Regions from separate parts of the Homo sapiens genome. Here region 1 is linked to region 2. Evidence: chromatin contacts called from ENCODE Hi-C or POLR2A ChIA-PET data. All regions are on one chromosome and are shown on one strand. The core of a region is the stretch at or near the end of the contact, and the rest is flanking DNA. Distances in the headings are between cores, read along the strand shown.

Region 1 (5,728 bases), core at 2,694-5,193, 200 kb before region 2:
CGCGTCGGGCCACGGCACGCCGGCCTCCAGCCCCAGCTCGTCCAGCCTCCCGTCGCCCATGTCCCCGACGCCGAGGCAGTTCGGCCGCGCCCCCGTGCCGCCCTTCGCGCAGCCCTTCGGCGCTGAGCCCGAGGCCCCGTGGGGCTCCTCCTCGCCGTCGCCCCCGCCCCCGCCACCCCCGGTCTTCAGCCCCACGGCTGCCTTCCCGGTGCCCGACGTGTTCCCACTGCCGCCGCCACCACCGCCGCTCCCGAGCCCGGGACAGGCGTCCCACTGCTCGTCGCCTGCCACCCGCTTCGGCCACAGCCAGACGCCCGCGGCCTTCCTCAGCGCTCTGCTGCCCTCGCAGCCGCCGCCGGCGGCCGTCAACGCCCTGGGGCTGCCCAAGGGTGTCACCCCCGCGTGAGTAACCGCCGCGGTCCTCCACTTCCCTGCCCCTCCGCCTCGGGTCGCCCTGGGACTCCCACATCTCCATACACGCGCTCCCATCAGCCTGCAACCCAGAGCGCCCCAGTAACATTTCACACATTTCTCTCCGTGCGATGTAAAAATTCTTAACGGCAATTTGACTCAGTGATTCTTGCGTAGCCACTTAACATTATCAAAATCAGAACTTTTTCCTCTGAATTAATATGAGATTCTCATCAGGAACTATTCAAAATCTATGCAGTGCCCTCTCTTAATCATTATGGGGGGGGGGGTGCTTAGCTATCATTTATTGAGCACTGTGCTAAGCAACTCACATGTATTATTTCATTTGATACAACATTCCTAAGAGGTAGCATTGCCCCAGTTAAAGTACTGAGGAGTCTAGGAGTTAAATAAATTGCCCAGGGTCACATAGCCACTAAACCGAGACACGAATCCATGCTCTCACCACCAAACTATGTGTTTTATTATAATATTTCATGCCAGCATTACAATGGATGTGAAGGAGTTTGGTTATTAAGTATATACTTAGTGTTTTTGAAAAACCTTAATTAACAGATTTAAGAAATAAGCCTTTGTGTAAATCTAGTGATTGACTGGAAGGGGGCAAAAGCATGTAAATGTCTTTATGTTTTGATGTAGATAAATGAGGGTGTATGCAACCTAGTGGAGAAATTATGATGCCAGTTTTGTCCCTGGCCTGTGACCTCGAGATACATTACATGCCTCCTCTATCTCTTTCTGTTTGCAGGTGATCTAATATGTCTCTCTTTACATCACAGTGATGATGTGGCAGCCCTATGAGGTCTTTAAAATGGAAAATCTTTGAGGATAAATAACACCTACAGAAGTACAGTAAAATCCTCAAAAAAATACAGTACAGGTGTTAGGCATGTTTGGTTGAAGAGTAAAATGAGTAAATGCTAGTACTTACTCATTTTACTGAAGATTTCAAAAATGAGGAAGTGCTCACAAAGGTTAAGCCAGCACCCATATCTCAACTCTTCCTTCTGAAATCCTACTTCAGAGTTTGCCAGAAGCATACTATTGTTCAGAGAGAAAAAGAAGGAACTCTACTAAACAGTAAAAAGGAGAAGATCTTAGAATTCAAGTTATTTTCATTCATCTATAAAAGTGTTCCATTGCTAGGATACACTAATGCCACCTTAAAGGCAAGCATTGCTATGTCGGGCCTCGACAAAGGTGTACCAGGCAGCTTCAGTTAGCAATGCTTCTTTTGTTGGGCACTTCCTAAATGTTGATTACATTAATTTGAAATGTGGCTTCTTCTCAAATCCTTATTGGGTGAAACACAGTCCAATGAATATATAAAGAAACAAGTCCAAAAAAGGAGCCAAATATAGTAATGATGTGATAATGGACTTCTGTTGAAAGTTGTCAGTCAACTTGTCTGAGGAGAACCTTTGTCCTTCTCCCTTGTTTTTTCTCTTTGAGCTTTTATTTAGCTGTTAGAAAAGGAAGTGTATTATCTTGGTACAAAGAAGCTGTTAGAGAGACCCAAAGAGCCAGAGTTTGTTGCATGACACTTTTTCATCCTCTCTCATTAAAAGGGTACCAAGTCTTGCTTCCCAGGAAGAGGAGTACTGTGTAAATAATCTGTTCTAATATTTCTCTTATAGAATTTGATCAAAGATTCGTTTTTCAAAGGTGGTGATGATTGTGCCATTTATCATTTGTAGTAGAAACAGCAGTTTGTGCTGATCAGTGACTTTGAAACCTTCTTAAGATAAGCAAGTTTTAATGGCTTACCTCAAGTAACAGGAGCACTTGCTTCTTGTCAGCATCTATCACAGTGACTCATTTTATGGAGTCAAAATAGCTTATAATTGTTACCACAAGAGTCCAGTCGTTCCTGCCATTTCTTAAAAATTAATGGAGAAGTCGTGCCGATTTTGTGGCCATGGAAAACTGTACCCAAAGATAGTGAAGTGCTGTGACATCAAAGTGGCAATACCAGACTACAGATTTTTAGCTCCATGCCTGCTCAGTAAGCCATTATTATGTGGTTACCGTTTTGTCCTCAAGGAATTTTCCTGTTGCTAAATCACGCATACTTGAAGAATTCATTATTTTGGTTTGATAAATGTGTCTTTTGAAACATGTTTTTCCTCTGGCATACTATGGGATCTGTCATTTGCATTCTGAATTAAAAACAAAAATGTTACTATTTTTGTTTACCATAATAATCCAAATAATTTGCCAAAGATTGAGTGTCCCTATCAGGGCTGCCATGACTTTGGCATCCTGGAACTTGCAGGAACTGCCAAGTTATCATAAGATGTATATATTCAGTTTCACTTATAAGTGTTATTTCTTTAGCTGGATAGTTTTGCCATATATATCAAGTACCAACAAATTGGTTGATTATATGTAACACAATGAAGTAGAAATTCATTAGGTTTTTTTCACTTGCCTTGTTTTACCAAAATCTTAAATGTAAATTTCCAATATCTTAGTTTTCTTTTCTTTTCTTTTCTTTTTTTCTGAGACAGTCTTGTTCTGTTGTCCAGGCTGGAATGCAGTGGTGCAATTGCAGCTCACTGCCACCTCCGCCTCTGGGTTCCAACAATTCATGCCTCAGCCACCTAAATAGCTGGGATTACAGGTGTGGGCCATCACGTCCGTCTAGTTTTTGTATTTTTAGTAGAGATGGGGTTTCACCATGATGGCCAGGCTGGTTTCAAACTTCTGACCTCAGGTGATCCGCCTGCCTTGGCCTCTCAAAGTGCTGGGATTACAGGCCTGAGCCACTGTGTCCAGTCTCTCTTAGTTTGCTTAATCATACTTGTATACTTGCTGTTTTATTCTGTTTGTTTCACACTGTTCTTATTTTCATCTGTAGACAGGAAGGTTAGTAAGTACTAAGTTTCTAAACAGTCTGTGGAGATAAGGTTCTGTTTTTCATATGTTTGGGTAGCAGAGGTCAAAGCAGGGAACAAAGGTCATGGATGTCAGTGATAAACCACAAAGCCGAGGCAAAAGACAGTAAATCTGGGGAAGAAAGGCATTTGAGGAACTGTATGTATAGAAGTTCCCCAGACCGCAGTCAACCAACTGCATGCTGTTCTGTGAGCCGGAGAGAGGTTGACTGCGGTCTGGGGAACTTCTATACATACAGTTCCTCAAATGCCTTTCTTCCTTTATGCTACATCTTCCCCAAATTTACTGGGGTCACTGGCAAAATATTGCCCTGCACAAAGCTGTCAACAGATACAAATATTAAGTTGACAAACTCTTTTAGATGGAGGCAGTAAGGAGAGCATGCCTTAGAGAGAAATCTGTTTGCACTTTTATAAAATTAATGTATTCTATTCCCCTCACTATTGCTGGTAAGTTGGTGTTACAGCCTCCATTGCTGTAACCATGTTTCTCCACATAGTAAATCAGCCCTAAGACACAGAAGAAACCCAGAAGATTTGGCAGTGCCGACAGGCATAGTGTGGCAGTTCTGCTCTGCTGGTCTCTGAGTGGCCATACTAAGTCTGAAGGGTGAATCAGATCAGACCCATCCCTGGAACCAGACTGGCACTGTTTCTTTTGCCATCTTCACATTCTTGGAATCTGTGCTCATAAGGGAGTGCCACATAGCCACAGTGCCACAATGTTGTATGCTCTTAACTACCTCTTTTATATAAGCAGGGCTTTGGTTTGAAATGTTGCCCCATGTTTGTCACAAAGAAGAGCATGTGTCAATAAGAGCTTTTATACAGATGTATTAATGACAGCTTTTATTATATAGGCCCACAGCTCCTTATGGACATTATCTCATTGTCGCTCTCTTTCTCCCTCATAGGAAACGGGTAGGTGGGGACACTATCATCGTTACTCAAGAGGTGACGGGATTTCCCAGGGTTCTGGAAGAAATGCCTGAGCAAGGAGAGCATAGCGTGACTTAGGTTCATCTCAAATAACTCTAATGTCTAACATTTCTTGATTAAAGAAAGCTGTTGTAGAAGCAGCAAATCAGAATCCCCGAGTCAAGGAAAACTTTGTAACAAATTTAACTGTACTTTAAGATTCATGACACAGGGCATTTTCACCAGTTTTCAAGTCAAGACTGTGGTTAGATAGTAACCAGTGAAAAAGAATCCAACAGATACAAGCCGCAATGTACTTTGCAGACATCTCATCTACCTATCTTTCTCCTATTTTTCAGGAAACAGATAGTGGGGGGCTTTTCATTCTCTGACCTGAAGGGGTTGGAGGTGTTATTACTGGGCTCATTAGGGTCCAGTATCTTATCAAGTTGTATCCAATCCTGGACAAGTATTTACCAACAAATTAGTAGGCAAGGCCTCCAGGATCTGCTGCGACTGGGTTATTCTGTTGAAATGTCTCTGCCCCTGGGGCAGCTCAAAATCAGACCTGTACGGCTGTGTACCAAGTTGTACAGAATGAATGAACAGAAGTAACCCGAAGCCAGTGGATCACGAGGTCAGGAGATCGAGATCATCCTGGCCAACATGGTGAAACACCATCTCTACTAAAATACAAAAAATTAGCCGGGCATGGTGGTGTGCACCTGTAGTCCCAGCTACTTGGGAGGGCTGAGGCAGGGGAATCGCTTGAACACAGTGGGTGAGGTTGCAGTGAGCTGAGATTGCGCCATTGCATTCCAGCCTGGTGACAGAGCAAAACTCTGTCTCAAAAAAAAAAAAAAAAGTAACCCACGTGCCTTTGTCATTTTCTTTTTTAAAGAACCCAAAATATAATATGAGGAGAATTTGATATTACAATAAAGTTATCTATTTTCCTTTAAATATGAGCTTAAGTTACCCATTTTTTGTACTTTAACAGCCTTTGCTTTACCGTAAAATTCAGTAAAAGGAAAACAGAATTGATATACAAAAGCTCAGTTTGTATATCTTGGGCTCTTTTATATATTAATACATTACATTCTTGAATATAAGTGATATTTAAATGCCAACATGTTAATGAGTTTGCTCACTCTGAAATTTTGTGGAATTTAGTTACCATCAGATTTCACTGAATGTGAGAAGAGTAGAATAAGAGGACTTGTAATAGTTAAATTCTCTGGTTGATTCTGGTACCTTATCTCTTTAATCAATATTGTGCTCTGGAAATTTGAGTTTCTGAAATCTGCTCACAGAATTGACCTGCAATAGCATATCAAGGGAAGGATGCTTTCAAGATTATTCAGTAGCCAAAAAAAGAGACCTCTTGGGATTTGGTGGTGATTGAATCTGGAAAATTTTACCTTCCAGATGCTTGTGTATATGTTTGAGATGTTTTTATCCCAACCACATGAATATTGTTT
Region 2 (5,396 bases), core at 1,340-3,839:
AAGGAATTGAAGGAGTTTGACTCAAAGTTCCTGGACCAATTTAGCTGACCTCTTCCTTGACTGAGAGAAAGGCAATGTGAAAGGTCTTCACCTAAATGTCTCTGGCCAGTTAGACCGGAAGAGATGGCAGCACAAATGCTGAGACCAACTTCCGTAGGAGTCACTGCCTCTCCTGAATGCCCTTGGCCACTAGGTGAGTTCTGGGCTTTGTCCAGCTCCAGGCTCAGGACATGACTTGCTGACACCAGGCTGTATGCCTCAACTCCTCTCCACCCTAATTATATGTAGACATGGGACCAAGCCCATCTGGACCCAACCAAGCTATGAGGAAACTCTTGGATGCGTGAGAAGGAGGGCACTGGGGCATTTCAGCAAGACTGACATCTAAATTTTCTGCCCTTATAGGGAGGAGGTTCTTGAACACTTGCTCCTTGGCGGTAAAATGAATCAAATTATTCCTACAAGAAAACGTTAGGTCCAAAGAATATGGTTGCCTTTGGTATTAACAACTTACCACCTGCACTTATCGTTATCTGTAAGATGTCACTCATGCCTGTAATCCCAGCACTTTGGAAGGCCGAGGCGGGCGGATCACGAGGTCAGGAGATCGAGACCATCCTGGCTAACATGGTGAAACCCCGTCTCTACTAAAAATACAAAAAACTAGCCTGGCGTGGGGGTGGGCGCCTGTAGTCCCAGCTACTCGGGAGGCTGAGGCAGGAGAATGGCGTGAACCTGGGAGGCGGAGCTCGCAGTGAGCCGAGATCACGCCACTGCACTCCCACCTGGGCAACAGAGTGAGACTCTGTCTCAAAAAAAAAAAAAAAACAAGAAAACAACAACAAAAAAGAAAACGACAATAAATCTAAATATGGCTGGGCGCGGTGTCTCACCTCTGTAATCCCAGCACTTTGGGAGGCCGGGGCGGGTGGATCACCTGAGATCAGGAGTTCAAGACCAGCCTGACCAATATGGTGAAACCCCGTCTCTACTAAAAATACAAAAATGAGCCATGCGTGGTGGTGAGCGCCTGTGGTCCCAGCTACTCAGGAGACTGAGGCAAGAGAATTGCTTGAACCAGGGAGGGAGAGACTGCAGTGAGCCGAGATCACACCACTGCACTCCAGCCTGGGTGCCAGAGTGAGACCCATCTCAAAAAAAAAAAAAAAAAAAAACAAACAAAAAAAAAAAAACAAAAAACTAAATACATCCCTTCTCCCTAAGGTTGGCAGCAGAATCCACACCATTCTAGAAGAACACTTTTTTTTTTTTTGAGATGGAGTCTTGTTCTGGCATCCAGGCTGGAGTACAGTGGTGCAATCTCAGCTCACCGCAACCTCTGCTGCCCAGGTTCAAGCAATTCTCCTGCCTCAGCCTCGCAAGTAGCTACAGGGATGCACCACCACGCCTAGCTAATTTTTGTATTTTTAGTAAAGATGGGGTTTCACCAGGTTGGCCAGGCTGATCTCGAACTCCTGACCTCATGATCCGCACCTCGGTCTCCCAAAGTGCTGGGATTACAGGCGTGAGCCACTGTGCCCCGCCATTTTTTTTTTTTTTTTTTTTTTTTTTTTTTGAGATGGAGTTCTGCTTTTGTTGCCCAGGCTGGAGTGCGATGGCGTGATCTCAGCTCACCACAACCTCGGTCGCCCGGGTTCAAACGATTCTCACCCGCCTCAGCCTCCCAAGTAGCTGGGATTACAGGCATGTGCCACCATGCCCAGCTAATTTTGTACTTTTAGTAGAGAGGGGTTTTCTCCATGTTGGTCAGCTGGTCTCGATCTCTTGACCTCGTGATCCGCCCACCTCGGCCTCCCAAAGTGCTGGGATTACAGGCTTGAGTCACCGCATCCGGCCAAGGACACATCTTAATTCCCCATGATCAGATATGCACAGACTCCCTTCTTTAAGAATAAGCAAGATCACAACAGACAGAAAATCAGCCAGGATGGTGGCTCACGCCTGTAATCCCAGCACTTAGGGAGGCAGAGGCAGGAGGATCGCTTGAGCCCAGGAAGTCAAGACCAGCCTGGGCAACATAGCACGACCCCATTCTCCACAAAAGGGGGGTAAAAGTCAACAGACACAGGAAAAGATTGAACAGTGCAAAGCTGACCGATCTGAAACGCCAGACTAATTGGCCCCTTTCAAAGACCACTGCAAGAAACTGGAGAAATGCTTAGAAAACGTTCACTTTGTATTCTCCGTGAATAATTACAGAAGAGAGAGAGGGAGACACTGCAGGTGGGCCTCCCTCTGTGGCTTCCTCATGGATGCCTGAGTCACCCACAAGCAGAGGAGCAGGGCTGGGCCCGGGTATCGGAGCTGGCGGCAAGACCACATGGGAGAGCCCCACCCTCCGCGCTGCCTGACACTGCATAGGTGGCGACCCTGTGGCAGCTCTGACCGTCCCTTTCTTTTTCATGGTTGTGTGTGATAACTGATCAACCCAGAACGGAAGGAACAGGTGGGAAATGTACAAGCATGGGTCACGGGGTTGGGGGGCCGGACCTTGAGTCACATCAGATAACGCGCCCGTCCCAGGTCTCCCAGCCCACGGTGAAGCCAGCACTGTGAGGCCAGCTTTAGTCTCCCAGCGTTTACACACAGGAACATGCTTTGCAATTTGAGACACACAAATCTGTGGTCTGGACTTGCTATCTTTGAGGATCAGCAAAGAATTGTCTGGCTCCCGGGATGTTTTTGTGCTGCAAAGCAGAAACACAGTTCTGGGTACTTCTCCATTTTGTCCTGTCAGGAAGGAAACATTTTTAAAAGTCACCCCATGTTCATGATCTTGAGAAATCCCCAGCAGAGTTAATAGACATCACAAGAACTGCAGAATCAACAACAATGTGTGTTTCTTTCCTCTCTGTGGCCATGTGCCCAGAGTGAGAGATGTAATATAAGAAGCAGAGAAAATTAGAGATGGAAAAAATCGCAGAGAGGGAATGACTGGCCAAGATGTGAATCCTAATAGCAAATGGAGATGCTTGTAAGCATTCACAGCAGCAAGCACTTGCCGAAATTGCTACTCATACCAGGAGTGTAAGTTCTCCGCACACAATTATGTGAACAGCACAGTAGGTGAGGTGATATGGGACTATTCTCAGAAATGATCTGCTCTTATTTTGCACAAGAAAAATCAATGTAAGGAAAATATTGTCATATTTATCCATCAAACGTCATGCAATGTTCAATGAGATTTTTATATGATTTTAAAGACATCCTTTTTTATATGTCAATCCCCATATGATCTGCCAGCAGGATTTACACATCACTGCACACATTATAGTGAGAACACAGAAATTTTATTTTAACTCTGATTGGGTCTACAAGATCTTTGCATTCTTTTCCTGAAGAAAAATAGCTTTTTCTTTCTTTTTTTTTTTTTTAACAGAAGAGGGGAAAGGGCCAGGATGGCTGCCAAGAACTTCTTGGTTTGGTTCCAAAGCATTTTGAGCAGAATCTCTCAGAATGTCAAATGTAACGTCCCGTTCAGGGATTCAGTGGGATTGTTGGTGATGTGAGAAGAGATTGGGAAATAGAAAGTTCTTTCTCAGTTCTTCTCTCTGCTATAGTAGAGACTGTTGACTTCTACTTCTGGAAACTCCTCTCTTAGCTTCAGGACTTATTCTGATCCTCTCTTCCTACCCTGTTACCAAAGGAAAAAAAGAAAAAAGCTTCTATGACAGTCCTCTTCATGATGCGGTTAACTCTCTGTGTTTTCAAACCACAGCCATTGGTCACTGGCTTGTCCACCTACATATACCCCTTTTCCTTAAGGCAAAGAGTTCGAGATCACCCAACTGGTATTTTTCTGTCACCCTACTTTAACTCAAGATTCATATTTTCAGCTGCCTATAAGACATTTACATTTTAAACTCCTGTCATCATCTCCAACTCAACATTTCCAAAATAAAACATACTACCTTGACCTGGAAATACACTTCCCATACAACTTCTGGATCCCTCCCCACCAACCCCAGCCTGCCACCACTTTTTTTTTTTTTTTTTTTGACAGAGTCTTGCTCTGTTGCCCAGGCTGGAGTGCAGTGGTGTGATCTCGGCTCACCGCAACCTCCACCTCCTGCGTTCAAGCAATTCTCCTGCCTCAGCCTCCCAAGTGGCTGGGACTACAGGTGCCCGCCACCACGCCCAGCTAATTTTTGTATTTTTAGTAGAGGCGGGGTTTTACCATGTTGGCCAGGCTGGTCTCGAACTCCTGACCTCGTGATCCACCTGCCTCGGCCTCCCAAAGTGCTGGGATTACAGGCGTGAGCCAACGTGCTCGGCACCTGCATCCCTTTCAAAGTCTCCACCATTGCCACAGTCATCTTGCTATAAATCTTAGGTGTAATTTTTTTTTTCTCCTCCATTTGCTGTATTCATTTGGCTATCAATTCCTATTGGCTCTTTTTTCTAAAATATTAGTATCTCTTCTAGCTTTACTTTCCTCTCCACTCCTCTGCCACCTGCTGTGGTATAACTCTTTGTGATCGCTTCATGATCTCATCTTGATTCCGCTGGCCCTGCTTCTCTCTCTAACTCCAGTCTCATGTACCAGTGCCTATCTAATCTTTCCGCCATGTCACTTCCATATGCAGAACCCATTAGTAACATCAAGGTAAAACTTCCACTTGGCTTTTTTTTTGGAGGGGGAGGACAGAATCTTGGTCTGTCGCCCAAACTGGAGTGCAGTGGCGCGATCTTGGCTCACTGCAAACTCTGCCTCTTGGGTTCAAGTGATTTTCCAGTCTCAGCCTCCCGAGTAGCTGGGATTACAGGCACCCGCCATCACACCCGGCTAGTTTGTTTTGTTTTGTTTTGTTTTGTTTTGTTTTGTTTGTTTTGAGACGGAGTCTCGGTCTGTCTCCCAGGCTGGAATGCAGTGGCACGATCTTGGCTCACTGCAAGCTCCGCCTCCCGGGTTCACGCCATTCTCCTGCCTCAACCTCCTGAGTAGCTGGGACTACAGGCGCCCGCCACCATGCCCGGCTAATTTATTTATTTATTTTTTAGTAGAGATGGGGTGTCACCCTGTTAGCCAGGATGGTCTCGATCTCCTGACCCCGTGATCCCCCCGCCTCGGCCTTTTTTTTTTTTTAGTAGAGATGGGGTTTTGACATGTTGGCCAGGCTGGTCTCGAACTCCTGACCTCAACTGGCCCACCCGCCTTGGCTCCCAAAGTGCTAGGATTACAGGCCTGAGCCACCACACCCGGCTCACAATACCTTTTACTGTATTAGCCAAACACAAAATGGATTGTGAGAACTCACTCAATAAATCTGTAATTGGTTTTTAAATATAATAGGATAGAACACATGTATATTAATTTTAGGCAAATAAAAAGTATATTTCAGCCCTTTAAGAATGTGAATCTAGCCAGGCGCAGT

What was found. Hi-C counts contacts between places; a loop is a spot of excess contacts on that map. ChIA-PET counts read pairs that join two places held with the same protein, here RNA polymerase II (POLR2A). Pooled maps may share reads with other maps.
Region 1: a loop to region 2 is called in a pooled map, with 2.0 times the contacts of the local background. The contact joins two enhancer-like sites. A Hi-C loop is called at or near these places in 1 of 37 single-sample maps with no recorded cell type and 1 of 50 pooled maps. POLR2A ChIA-PET finds 5 or more read pairs at or near these places in 1 of 52 experiments (OCI-LY7).

What each region holds. Positions count from the first base shown.
Region 1 is chr4:168,877,993-168,883,720 of GRCh38, forward strand. The region is part of intron 10 of PALLD (palladin, cytoskeletal associated protein); the gene reads left to right. Among named protein-coding and RNA genes, the nearest start is that of CBR4, 130 kb to the right of the region's middle. RefSeq lists enhancers at 1-231, 3,195-3,444 and a silencer at 1-152. Within about 2 kb of position 3,944, at least 2 of the 41 ENCODE cell types and tissues checked have a DNase peak (open chromatin) inside an H3K27ac peak, as active enhancers do.
Region 2 is chr4:169,077,707-169,083,102 of GRCh38, forward strand. No RefSeq gene overlaps it. Among named protein-coding and RNA genes, the nearest start is that of CBR4-DT, 70 kb to the left of the region's middle. RefSeq lists a silencer at 2,334-2,393. Within about 2 kb of position 2,590, at least 29 of the 41 ENCODE cell types and tissues checked have a DNase peak (open chromatin) inside an H3K27ac peak, as active enhancers do.